Regions from separate parts of the Mus musculus genome. Here region 1 is linked to region 2. Evidence: chromatin loops called from intact Hi-C (ENCODE). Cell type or tissue: gastrocnemius. All regions are shown on one strand. Links, peaks and the distances in the headings refer to the core of each region. The heading gives the core; the rest is flanking DNA.

What was found. A loop is a pair of places that touch in the nucleus more often than their neighbours do. Peaks named below come from ENCODE experiments on the same cell type or tissue, not always from the same donor. Only the 100,000 strongest peaks of a DNase experiment are listed, where the experiment ranks them.
Region 1: a loop joins it to region 2, with 4 times the contacts of the local background. A loop is called at or near these places in 6 of 42 quality-filtered maps.

Annotation. Positions count from the first base shown.
Region 1 is chr17:45,513,865-45,519,660 of GRCm38, forward strand. It overlaps Aars2 (alanyl-tRNA synthetase 2, mitochondrial), which reads left to right. Exons shown (of 22, transcript NM_198608.2): 6 at 628-773; 7 at 921-1,029; 8 at 1,381-1,419; 9 at 1,536-1,647; 10 at 2,081-2,214; 11 at 2,589-2,733; 12 at 2,957-3,129; 13 at 3,238-3,351; 14 at 3,449-3,589; 15 at 3,829-3,966; 16 at 4,048-4,157; 17 at 4,286-4,394; 18 at 4,674-4,796; 19 at 4,991-5,101; 1 more. Among named protein-coding and RNA genes, the nearest start is that of Tcte1, 6.7 kb to the right of the region's middle. In gastrocnemius, for the core only: a CTCF peak has its summit at 2,828 (motif pointing right); DNase peaks (open chromatin) are centred at 1,624, 2,845, 3,438, 4,136 and 2 more places.
Region 2 is chr17:45,640,788-45,646,583 of GRCm38, forward strand. Capn11 (calpain 11) reads right to left here. Exons shown (of 22, transcript NM_001013767.2): 4 at 2,967-3,085; 5 at 2,042-2,175; 6 at 1,681-1,849. Among named protein-coding and RNA genes, the nearest start is that of Capn11, 16 kb to the right of the region's middle. In gastrocnemius, for the core only: a CTCF peak has its summit at 2,235 (motif pointing left); a DNase peak (open chromatin) is centred at 2,110; H3K27ac peaks cover 437 bases.

The DNA of each region.
Region 1 (5,796 bases), core at 201-5,200, 130 kb before region 2:
TTTGTATTTCATTTTTTTCAAGACAGGGCCTCTCTGTATAACTCTGGCCATCCTGGAATTTGCTCTGTATACTAGGTTGGTCTCAGACTCAGAGATCTGCCTGCCTCTGCCTCTGCCTCTGCCTCCCCAGTGCTGGGAAGACCATTCTAGGCATTGTTTACTACTCTGGTTGTTGGCGAGAACCTGGGAGAGTGGGACCTAAAAATGAGGCAGACTAAAGCCCCATGCAATAACCAACTTTATTCAGAGCATCAGACAATTTATTGATAAAACGAGTCACCTTCTTACAAGAGTAGGGGGTGTACAGTCACAGGTATACAACCCACATGTGACAAAAACATTTTTTTCTATAGAGGCGTATGAATAGCAACAGCTGAAGTAAACTCACTCCTATCCACTACCCATGGAGGAGCATGAAAACACATTCCAAGAACAGCTCTTGTGTTTTGAAGAAACTAGGATTTCTGGGAGTTTTCTCACAAGTGCAGAGAATTCTCACAGGATGTCCATTCTTGGGCAGCAGGCGTTCCTACAGGATGTGGTGGTCAGTTTTATGGCTGTGAACAAGCATGCACCTGGGCCAGGTCAGGCAGGCCCAACACCTGTGGCTACTCTCCTGCCTTACAGAGCTGCGGGGCTCCCCCTTACTCTGGCCGGGTAGGGGCAGCAGATGAGGGACGGATAGACACAGCGTACCGAGTGGTAGCCGATCACATCCGCACACTCAGTGTCTGCATTGCTGACGGTGTCTCCCCGGGGATGTCAGGTGCCCCGTGAGTCTGGAAGGGCAGGGCTGGGAGGGGGGAAATGGGGAGGTGAAGTCAGGTCAAGAGCTCAGAGGGAATAGGCGAGCACCCCACTCCCCGTATTGCTGGCTGGATGATGCTAGGCGGTCACGTCTGTGCTCTGAAACCCTCCAGGCTAGTTCTCCGTCGGATTCTCCGCCGAGCTGTGCGCTATTCCACAGAGGTCTTGCAGGCACCTCCTGGCTTTCTAGGCAGCCTGGTGCCAGTGGTGGTAGAGACACTGGTAAGTACAGAACCTCCTCCTTTCTGCAGGCCTTCTGAGCCCTTGGGAGCCTACCACTGAGCCCCAGCTGTGTCCCACCCTCACTGTCCAGTCCTGCACCCCGTCAAGGAGGCTGAGAGAGCTGGTCTTGCTCACAAAAAGCAGGGAGACCTTGGAAGGACGTTCATTCAGGGTGCTGGACCTTTGACCTCAGGGTTCCCTTCCACTTATATGCCTGCCCCACTGGGAAGTCACTTCCTTATTTGAGTCCCTCCCCAGTTCTCAAAGCATCTGAGCCCCCTGGGCGGGTGTCCCTTGATGCCGGTAAGGAGGAAGGGTGGGCTGTTTATCTCTTCTCTCCCACACCCCCAGGGATCTGCTTATCCAGAACTTGAGAAGAACTCAGTCAAGGTATTGATTGAGGTGGGGAGGGTGGGTGGGGGTGGGGAGGCTGCCCGAGAGCTGTAGGGAGAAGCCCGTCGTCTCCAAGGAAACCCAGATCCACTCCCTGCCCTGCCTCGGTTCAGATAGCCAGCCTGGTGTCAGAGGATGAGGCAGCCTTCCTGGCCTCCCTGCAGCGGGGCCGGCGGATCATCGATCGCACCGTCAAGCGCCTGGGCCCTTCTGATTTGTTCCCTGGTGAGTTGGGAGCCTGGCCAAAGCAAAGGGATTCTCAGGCTCGCCAGGGTGAGCGGAGGCCCAGAGCTTTTGGCCTACCAAGGACTTCAGACTCACACACCCCGCCCCCAGTCCCCAGCTTCTGCCGGAAGTTTCTCCCAGTTGCTTTAAACCTGAGCACCACAGGAACCCTGCCCTGCCACCCCCTCTCCTAACCACCCACCCACCCAGCCCTTGTTACCAAAGTCAGCTTCATGCTTAAACCGAGACCACCAAAATGCATTGAGTTCTCATCTTTATCTGACCTTGGAACCCGAAGTTTCAAAGTTTCAAGATGGCGCCTCACACACTAGAGGGGTTCGTGTGACTGAAAAAAAACCCTAAGCTGGCTTACTTCCTTCTCTTCCCTTTGATCTGCCACTCCCACCCTCAACCCTCTGCTCTGTGTCCTCAGCCGAAGTGGCCTGGTCATTGTCGCTGTCTGGGAATCTGGGGATTCCCCTGGACCTGGTGGAGCTGATGCTGGAGGAGAAGGGGGTGAAGCTGGACACGGCAGGACTGGAGCAGCTAGCCCAGAAGGAGGCTCAGGTACAGGCCGCCAGGCTCGGCAGTGACCCGGCCATTCCTCCCTCAGCCCTTAGAGGTAAGGAGACAGAACCACGGGCCCTGCTCGGTCTGTAGAGAGGAGCATCAGCCCCAGTGACCAAACAGAAGGAGAAGAAAGGGCCAGGGGTGCTTGTGGGCAAAGAGACCTGACCCTGAGGCGCCTGTCCTGTCTAGTTTACTAGCCACCTAAGATAGCTCTCTAGAGGCCAGCAAACCCCCTTAGGTCTCATTCCACGCAAGCTGCAGGGTCCACAGAGACAGGGCTTTCAAAGGCTCAAGTCCTATCCCATGGAGTTCTCTGTGCACCTGACACCCCCTCAACACCTCCCTGCCACCCACACACGATTGTATTGCAGCACCGGGCCCAGCAAGCAGAGGCAGATCAGGAGGACCGATTGTGTCTTGATGTCCACGCACTGGAGGAGCTGCACCGTCAAGGCATACCCACAACTGATGACAGCCCCAAGTATAACTACACTCTTCACCCCAACGGGGATTATGGTGAGAACCTAGACCCAGGCTGGTAGGCACAAGCTTACCTGACCTTGACTGGGAAGGAGAGAAATGATAGCTACCAGCCTCTTGCATTGCCCAAAGTATCCAGCAGGGGTCACTACCTCCTTCATCTGGAAATGCCTTCTCCTTCACCCTCTAAAGCCTCATCCCAAACCCATCATCACATCCCCGGGGCCCTAACACTGATAAATCCTTCTGCTTCTGGCAGAGTTTGGCCTCTGTGAGGCCCGGGTGTTACAGCTGTATTCAGAGACTGGGACAGCCGTGGCCTCCGTGGGAGCAGGCCAGCGCTGTGGCCTCCTATTAGATAGAACCAACTTCTACGCTGAACAAGGGGGTCAGGCTTCAGACCGAGGCTACCTTGTCCGTACAGGGCAGCAGGTGAGTGTCAGACACCCGGGATGGCTCCCGTGGGAGGCAGATGTGAGGCCACACCAGTGGCGAGACATGACCACAAGCAGTCATCTGACTACCTCCTCTTCTCCCCAGGACATGTTGTTCCCTGTGGCTGGGGCTCAGCTCTGTGGGGGTTTTATCCTGCATGAGGCCATGGCTCCCGAGCGCCTACAGGTGGGGGATCAAGTGCAGCTGTATGTAGATAAGGTAAGGCGCCTACTCCGGCCGCTCTTGATGTCTTGTAGCCCCTCCACCTCCCCTCCCCGGCCCTCACCCAGGACCCTGGGTAACAAAAGCGTTCTAGGCCTGGCGAATGGGATGCATGGTGAAGCACACGGCCACCCACCTGCTGAGCTGGGCCCTTCGGCAGACCCTCGGACCGACCACCGAGCAGCGGGGCTCCCATCTCAACCCCGAGCGGCTGCGCTTTGACGTGGCCACCCAGGTGAGCTGGACACAGAAAGACGGACTTTATGGGAAGTGGCATGCTCCAAGACAGACTAGGATCGACCATTGTCGAGGACCCGGGGCTATGGGTTGGTACCACGGTACTGTTCCTTGGACCCTCACCTCAGCAAGGCCACCCTATTCAGGACGGTACTTTTACCTCCAGTTACTCCTCACCTTGTGGGCAGAAGCAGTTACAAAACCTCTGCCTATCGCTCTGTGTCCCCGCCCTCCCAGACCCTACTAACCACAGAGCAGCTACGGACAGTAGAGAGCTACGTGCAGGAAGTCGTGGGGCAGGATAAGCCTGTGTTCATGGAGGAAGTGCCCCTGGCACACACTGCCCGCATCCCCGGCCTTCGCTCACTGGATGAGGTGAGTCGTAGACGGTAATCCCGGAAGGCTTCCCTTGTCCGTTGCAGGCAGCTGACGGCCCTTGCCCCGCCTTCCTCTCAGGTGTACCCAGACCCCGTCCGGGTGGTGTCCGTTGGGGTTCCTGTTGCCCACGCACTGGGGCCAGCCTCCCAGGCTGCAATGCACACCTCCGTGGAGCTGTGCTGTGGGACGTGAGTCACTCTTGGGTCACCCTGCCCCTGAGCCCTGGATCCTCGTCCTCCCTTAACCTTGGCAGCCACCATCCCTTGCTTTGGGCTCGGACTTCTCCCTTATCACCCCTTTCCCCGACTTCCTCTAGGCACCTGCTAAGTACCGGGGCCGTGGGAGACTTGGTGATCATTGGGGAACGGCAGCTGGTCAAGGGCATCACTCGCCTACTGGCCATCACTGGGGAGCAGGCCCAACAGGTTAGAATACTAGAAGCCCTGGAGACTTCTGAATGGGGGGTTGGGGGTGGAGGGGTGAGGGGAACACACAGCTGACACCCAGGCTCAGCAGTGCCCAGTGGTAACACACACTGCTGGGACGTAGCATCTGCTGGCAGCTAGCAGCAGCTAATTTAGGCCTGGTTCCTTGACTGGCCCCAACCGGCAAACATTTCTAATACTGCCCAGACTGCAGTGAGGTGTGAGACCCTGTCCTAGGAGGGTGACTGTATGCCTTCACATTCTTGTCCCCTCCCATAGGCCCGAGAGGTAGGCCAGAGCCTGTCTCAGGAGGTGGAAGCAGCCAGCGAGCGACTAAGTCAGGGCAGCCGAGACCTGCCGGAAGCTCACCGGCTATCTAAGGACATAGGACGTCTCACCGAGGTCAGGGGCCACCCTCACCACTCCAGTCCCTACCCTCCACTGGCCGTGTCCCCTCCTCTGTCCCTTCCTGGACCCTTCCCGTCCCTCCCAGCCTTCCAGCCGGCCTAGATGTTTGTCTTCAGGGTAGGTATGGTGTCCACCCTGGCACTGTCAGTCAGGAGAAGGGCAAGGGTGACACACGGCTCTGACCATAGGTAGCAGAGTCTGCTGTGATACCTCAGTGGCAACGGCAGGAGCTGCAGACCACACTGAAGATGCTACAGCGCCGTGCCAACACTGCCATCCGGAAACTGGAGAAGGGCCAGGTAAGAGGAAGTCAGCCATGCCCAGTACTCGTGGACATCACCTCGCTCACCCTAGGAAGCTTCCAGAACTGGGATAGAAGTCAGCTGCAGGATCCTACTTGGTGTGCTCCCATGTCCCTTATCACCAAGCCACTCCCCACCTCTGCCTGGCCACAGCTCCTACCCCTCCACCACCACCACCACCCCACCCGCCACCGTTCCCATTAGGCAGCCTCCTGATTCAAATGCTGTTCAGCCTTAATTGCTCCTTGACTGCTAGTTCCTGGTCCCCTCCCCGGCCATCTGCGCCATCTGGTCTTCCTCCTCTCACCTTCAGCAACTGTTGTAGGGCCCTGTGACAGAATAGAAGAGCCAAGACAGTCACAGAAGGTCACAGATGGGACCCAAGAAAGCAGGCCATGCCAGGCAGAGCCCCCGCCACCTCTCCTCAGAGTTAATGGCATTTATAGAGAGAGCAGGGGAGGGAGGGAAGGAGGGAGAGAGGGAGGGGCTGTTTAGGTCTCAGCTCAAGAGTGGAGCATCCATCACTGGCCCCTCTGCCCCACAGGCTACAGAGAAATCCCAGGAGCTGTTGAAACGACACTCGGAGGGGCCTCTGATTGTGGACACTGTCTCTGCCGAGTCCCTCTCAGTGAGTGCCATGCAGTGACCTGCCTGGGGCCTGCAGAAGGCCAAGTCCTGCCTTGGGAGGTCCC
Region 2 (5,796 bases), core at 344-5,343:
TGCCTCCCAAGTGCTGGGATTAAAGGCGTGCGCCACCACTGCCCGGCTGAGATTTAGATCTCACATGGAGAGGAAACACCTACTGAGCCGTCTCCTCAGCTCCTGTACATTAGATTCGGAAGCAATTGGTGATTCACCCGCAGTAGTACAGGAAGAGCCTTTGTTCCCCTAGTTCGGATTTCCAATGTTTTGCAATGCTGTACTATAAGTTGAATGTATAGGAGTAAGCCTAGAGCACTTGGGAGGTGAAGGTAGGCAAGTTTCTCTGAGTTTGAGGACAGCCAGGAGTACATAGTGAGACCCTGTCTCAAACAAACAAACAAACAAACAAACAAAACCAAAAGCCTAAGTAAACAGGTAAGAGGACAAAACAAAACAAAAAGCTCACAGAACAAAGCAAGCACCAGGATGCAGGTTTTGACGCAGCCTGCATATCTCCCTCTAGCTTATGAAGTGTGTGTGTGTGTGTGTGTGTGTGTGTGTGTGTGTGTGTGTGTGTGTGTGAGTGTTTTTGGCTGTGTGTGTCTGCGCACTATGGAGGCCAGAAGAAGGTTTGGATCGCCTAGGACTGGAGTTACAGACAGCTGTGTGCTGCCATGTGTGCTGGGAATTGAACCCTGGTCCTCTGGAAAAGCAGACCGTGGAGCCACCTCTCCAGCCCCTTCTTCCTAGCTTTGTCCCTGGTCACTTGCAGTTGGCTGTGCAGCTTTATCACAGATGTAGTTTCATGGATTTGTCACCAAAGTTATGGGCCAGGTTCTTTACTGCTTGCATCTCTAAAGGGCCTTTGTGTCCAGGGTCCCCTCATCCTCTCCTTCCTCCCCTGACCATCATTAATACTCCAGGACAATGCTGTCATTACAAGAAGGTCATAGAGAGGCCCCTATTGTTAGGGGCTGTCGTTGTCTGTACTCTATGGCATGTAAGAATTAATTGGTTTAGCCTGGTGTGGTGGCGCACACCTTTAATCCCAGCACTTGGGAGGCAGAGGCAGGTGGATTTCTGGTCTACAAAGTGAATTCCAGGACAGCCAGGGCTATACAGAGAAACCCTGTCTCGAACCCCCCAAGCCCCCCACCAAAAAAAAAGAAAGAAAGAAAAAAGAATCAATTGGTTTAACTTAATTGAGTCACCCGCAGAAAGGCAACTAACTCCGATTTTCTTTGCTATTACGAGTACAGCCTGCAGAAGCAAGCATCTGTGTGCAGGCTTTGCGAAGAGTAAGTTCTACTCTGCCTGAAATAAATACCCCGCTCCCATAACCGCGGTTACATGGAAGCACTCTGGGTACATTTATTTATTTGAACAAATATTTGTTGAGTGCCTAATGCATGCTGGGTATCGTCCACAGTCCCAGGGTCCAATAGTGAATGCATCCCATAAAGGTCACTGCCAAAAAAAAAAAAAAAAAAAAAAAAGGTCACTGCCTTTCTGGAACCTTCTCCCTTCTCCCTTGAGAAGACAAGCTATGAAAATTTGCATTATGAGTTACTAAGGGGTCACAGAAAGAGAAAGTCGAAACAACTCGGAGGCTGTGCCCGGTGAGAACAGTCATTCTGCACTACAGGCAGACAAAAATTAGTTCAAGAAAGGGGTAGCTAGTGATGAGTCGTTGCGGGGTAAGAGCCTTGGGGTCGGGGTGGGGAGCGACAATATCCAACAAGACCCAGCTTGGCTTACTTCAATGGAACAGCCCATGAGGGAAGACTTCTCCAGGGCTTTCTTGAGGAGCCTTAGCATGTTGCCAGGGGGCTTCTGGAGCGGAATGCACTGTGCTACGCCGCCTGTGAAATCTTCCAAACCCTCCAAAGTGCTGCCTCCAGACAGCGCTCCGTAGGATCCGATCAGCCTGCAGGCAGATAGGGCGCTGTTAGGAGATGTCAGTTGGGGTGAACAGTCAGGCAGAATTGTGAGGGAAATGAGGCATGCCTTATCGTGGCCTGTCTCCTCCCCTGGTTCAGTTAGTGTCCTAGCCCACCTTCCTTGGCAGCCAAAGCCAGGCAGCTCAAGGCCAGCCTGGTTCCTGGCCTGGGCAACTCACTTGGCGTAGGCCTTCTCCAGCAGGGCGCTCCAGAAATCCTGGCGATGGGAGGCGTGCACGAATACCAGCTTGTTGTTCCTAGTGGGCAGCCGGTCGTCCACGACCACGTTCAACCAGTGCCCAAACTGCCAAAGCTGTGGGTGGCAAGGGGACATTTGTCTGCTTACAGGAGATCTGTCCTTAGAGCGCCCCCTCGTGGTCAGGACAAGAACATACCAGCAACAATTACTCAAACTGGAATTCTTTTGTTAAAAAAGGTATATATGTATAGTGTGTGTGTGTGTGTGTGTGTGTGTGATATCTGTCTGTTATTTTTCTCCTTCCACCATGCAAGTTTCAGGGATCAAATTCAGGTTGCCAGGCCTGGGGATAAGTACACTCATCCACGAAACCATCTTGACCAAGGCCCAGTCATTCTTTAGAACAGGCGAGGGAAAGTCAACAAAAGCCTTAAAATCTTAAAATACCTCCCTATTTTCCACACCTCCATCCTCCCTTCCTGTCTTTCCCCTGATCAGTTATCGGTTAAACATCCAGGTTATACCAATTGTATGGTGGAGATTTTCATGTACACAGGAGTGCCTAATGCGCATTTGTGGATGCAGGCACATGGACCACACACACACACACACACACACACAGAGAGAGAGAGAGAGAGAGAGAGAGAGAGAGAGAGAGAGAGAGAGAGAGAGAGAGAGAACAGGAAGAGAGCCACAAACAGCTAATTATTTTCTTTAGAGTTTAAAAAAATTAGCTTTCATAAGCAGATATTTCTCTGAAAGTTAGTTGAAAAGTATTCCCAAACAGTGTCAAAATAAGTACATACATGATCTCTCTCCCCCTCCCTTCCTCCCTTCCTCTCTTCCTGTCTTTCTCCTTCCTTCCTTCCACCCCTCCCTCCTTCTCTTTCAGGTCTTCCCTTTACCTGAAAGTGGAAGATGCCAGCATAGTTCTTCTTGAAGCTCTGATTTCTGGGCACCACACGGTACAGCAGTTTGGGGCAGGTGGTAAGGGAGCCAATGGCAGCCAGGAGCCAGCAGTCCCCTTAAAGGCAGGCAGGTAGGGATTGCCCCTTGAGCGGCCTCACATGTGTGGAGGTCCCAGACTCAAGGGAGTCACAAACCAGGGTGACACGCTTTGGTTTGGAGGAGTTTAGGCTAGGCTGCACAGCATCCTGGTTGCTGTCAGGACAGGCTCCTATCTGTTGAACATATCCATTCACCTCTCTCTGTGGCCCCCATTCCTACTCTGTGCACAGGTTGCAGTAGTGGCCAAAGGCCCAAGGTGTGTCTTGGAACACTTCTGTAATCTCAGCGTTTGGGTGGTGGAGGCTAAAAGGATTGTAAGTTCTTTTGCCACCAACCTGTTGTACAGAGTGAGACTTTGTCTCAAACCACTCAAGAGTTGGAGCGATGCCTAGCAGCTAAGAGTACACCTTCTCTTCTAGAGGACTTGAGTTCAGTTCCCAATATTCATAGCAGGTAATTTGCCACCACACGTCACTCTAGGTCTAGGGGAAATCTGACACCTCCCTCTTCTGGTCTCCACAGGCACTGCACTCACATGCACATACACACAAAATTCAGAAGGAAAATCTTGCCTGGTACATGCCTTTAATCCCAGGACACAGGAGGCAGAGGCAGGTGGATATTTGAGTTCAAGGCCAACCTGGATTGCAGATCGAGTTCCAGGAAGGAAAGGGCTATAGAGAAATCCTGTCTTAAAAAAAAAAAACAAAAGAAGCCGGGCAGGGATGGCACACGCTTTTAATCCCAGCACTCAGGAGGCAGAGGTAGGCAGATTTCTGAGTTCGAGGCCTGTGGGAAGCCGCCCCCACATTCGCCGTCACAAGATGGCGCTGACATCCTGTGTTCTAAGTTGGTAAACAAATAATCTGCGCATGAGCCAAGGGTATTTACGACTACTTGTACTCTGTTTTTCCCGTGAACGTCAGCTCGGCCATGGGCTGCAGCCAATCAGGGAGTGATGCGCCCTAGGCAATGGTTGTTCTCTTTAAAATAGAAGGGGTTTCGTTTTCTCTCTCTCTTGCTTCTCTCTCTTGCTTCTTACACTCTGGCCCCAAAAAGATGTAAGCAATAAAGCTTTGCCGTAGAAGATTCTGGTTGTTGTGTTCTTCCTGGCCGGTCGTGAGAACGCGACGAATAACAATTGGTGCCGAATTCCGGGACGAGAAAATCCGGGACGAGAAAAAACTCCGGACTGGCGCAGGAGGGATACTTCATTTCAGAACCAGAACTGCGGATCACGTTTATAAAGGTTCCCGTAACACAGACTGTTGAGAAGGATTCAACTGCCGAATTCAGAACTCATCAGCTGGGGAACGACGGTGATAAAGGTTCCCGTAAAGCAGACTGTTAAGAAGGATTCAACTGTATGAATTCAGAACTTTTCAGCTGGGGAACGAGAGTACCAGTGAGTATGTTTGGCCTTGAATTTTTTCTGGTGTTAGGAGCCCTTTTGTTCTTTTTCACATGCTATCAAGTGATTAAGATAGGGCTGAAAATTCTAGAGGAAATTCAGGACAATCTATCAGAAGTAAAGCGGGGAGAGAGAGTAGGAACAAAGAGGAAGTATGGTACACAAAATAAGTATACAGGCCTTTCCAAGGGTCTTGAACCCGAGGAAAAGTTAAGGTTAGGTAGGAATACCTGGAGAGAGATTAGAAGAAAAAGAGGAAAAAGGGAGAAGAAAAAAGATCGATTAGCGGAGGTCTCTAGGAGATACTCGTCACTAGATGAGCTCAGGAAGCCAGCTCTTAGTAGCTCTGAAGCAAGTGAAGAATCCTCCTCTGAGGAAACAGACTGGGAGGAAGAAGCAGCCCATTACCAGCCAGCTAATTGGTCAAGAAAAAAGCCAAAAGCGGCTGGCGAAAGTCAGCGTACTGTTCAACCTCCCGGCAGTCGGTTTCAAGGTCCGCCCTATGCGGAGCCCCCGCCCTGCGTAGTGCGTCAGCAATGCGCAGAGGGGCAATGCGCAGAGAGGTGCGCAGAGAGGCAGTGCGCAGAGAGGTGCGCAGAGAGGCAGTGCGCAGAGAGGTGCGCAGAGAGGCAGTGCGCAGAGAGGCAGTGCGCAGACTCATTCATTCCCCGAGAGGAACAAAAGAAAATACAACAGGCATTTCCAGTCTTTGAAGGAGCCGAGGGTGGGCGTGTCCACGCTCCGGTAGAATACGTACAGATTAAGGAAATTGCCGAGTCGGTTCGTAAATACGGAACCAATGCTAATTTTACCTTGGCGCAGTTAGACAGGCTCGCTGGTATGGCACTAACGCCTGCTGATTGGCAGACGGTTGCAAAAGCCGCTCTCCCTAGTATGGCCAAATATGTGGAATGGCGAGCTCTGTGGCAGGAGGCGGCACAGGCGCAGGCCCGAGCAAACGCTGCTGCTTTAACTCCAGAGCAGAGAGATTGGACTTTTGACTTGTTAACGGGTCAGAGAGCTTATTCTGCTAAACCTGATAAGAGGTATCAATGGAAGGTCTTACCACAGGGGATGTCCAATAGTCCTACAATGTGCCAACTTTATGTGCAAGAAGCTCTTTTGCCAGTGAGGAAACAGTTCCCCTCTTTAATTTTGCTCCTTTACATGGATGACATCCTCCTGTGCCATAAAGACCTTACCATGCTACAAAAGGCATATCCTTTTCTACTTAAAACTTTAAGTCAGTGGGGTTTACAGATAGCCACAGAAAAGGTCCAAATTTCTGATACAGGACAATTCTTGGGCTCTGTGGT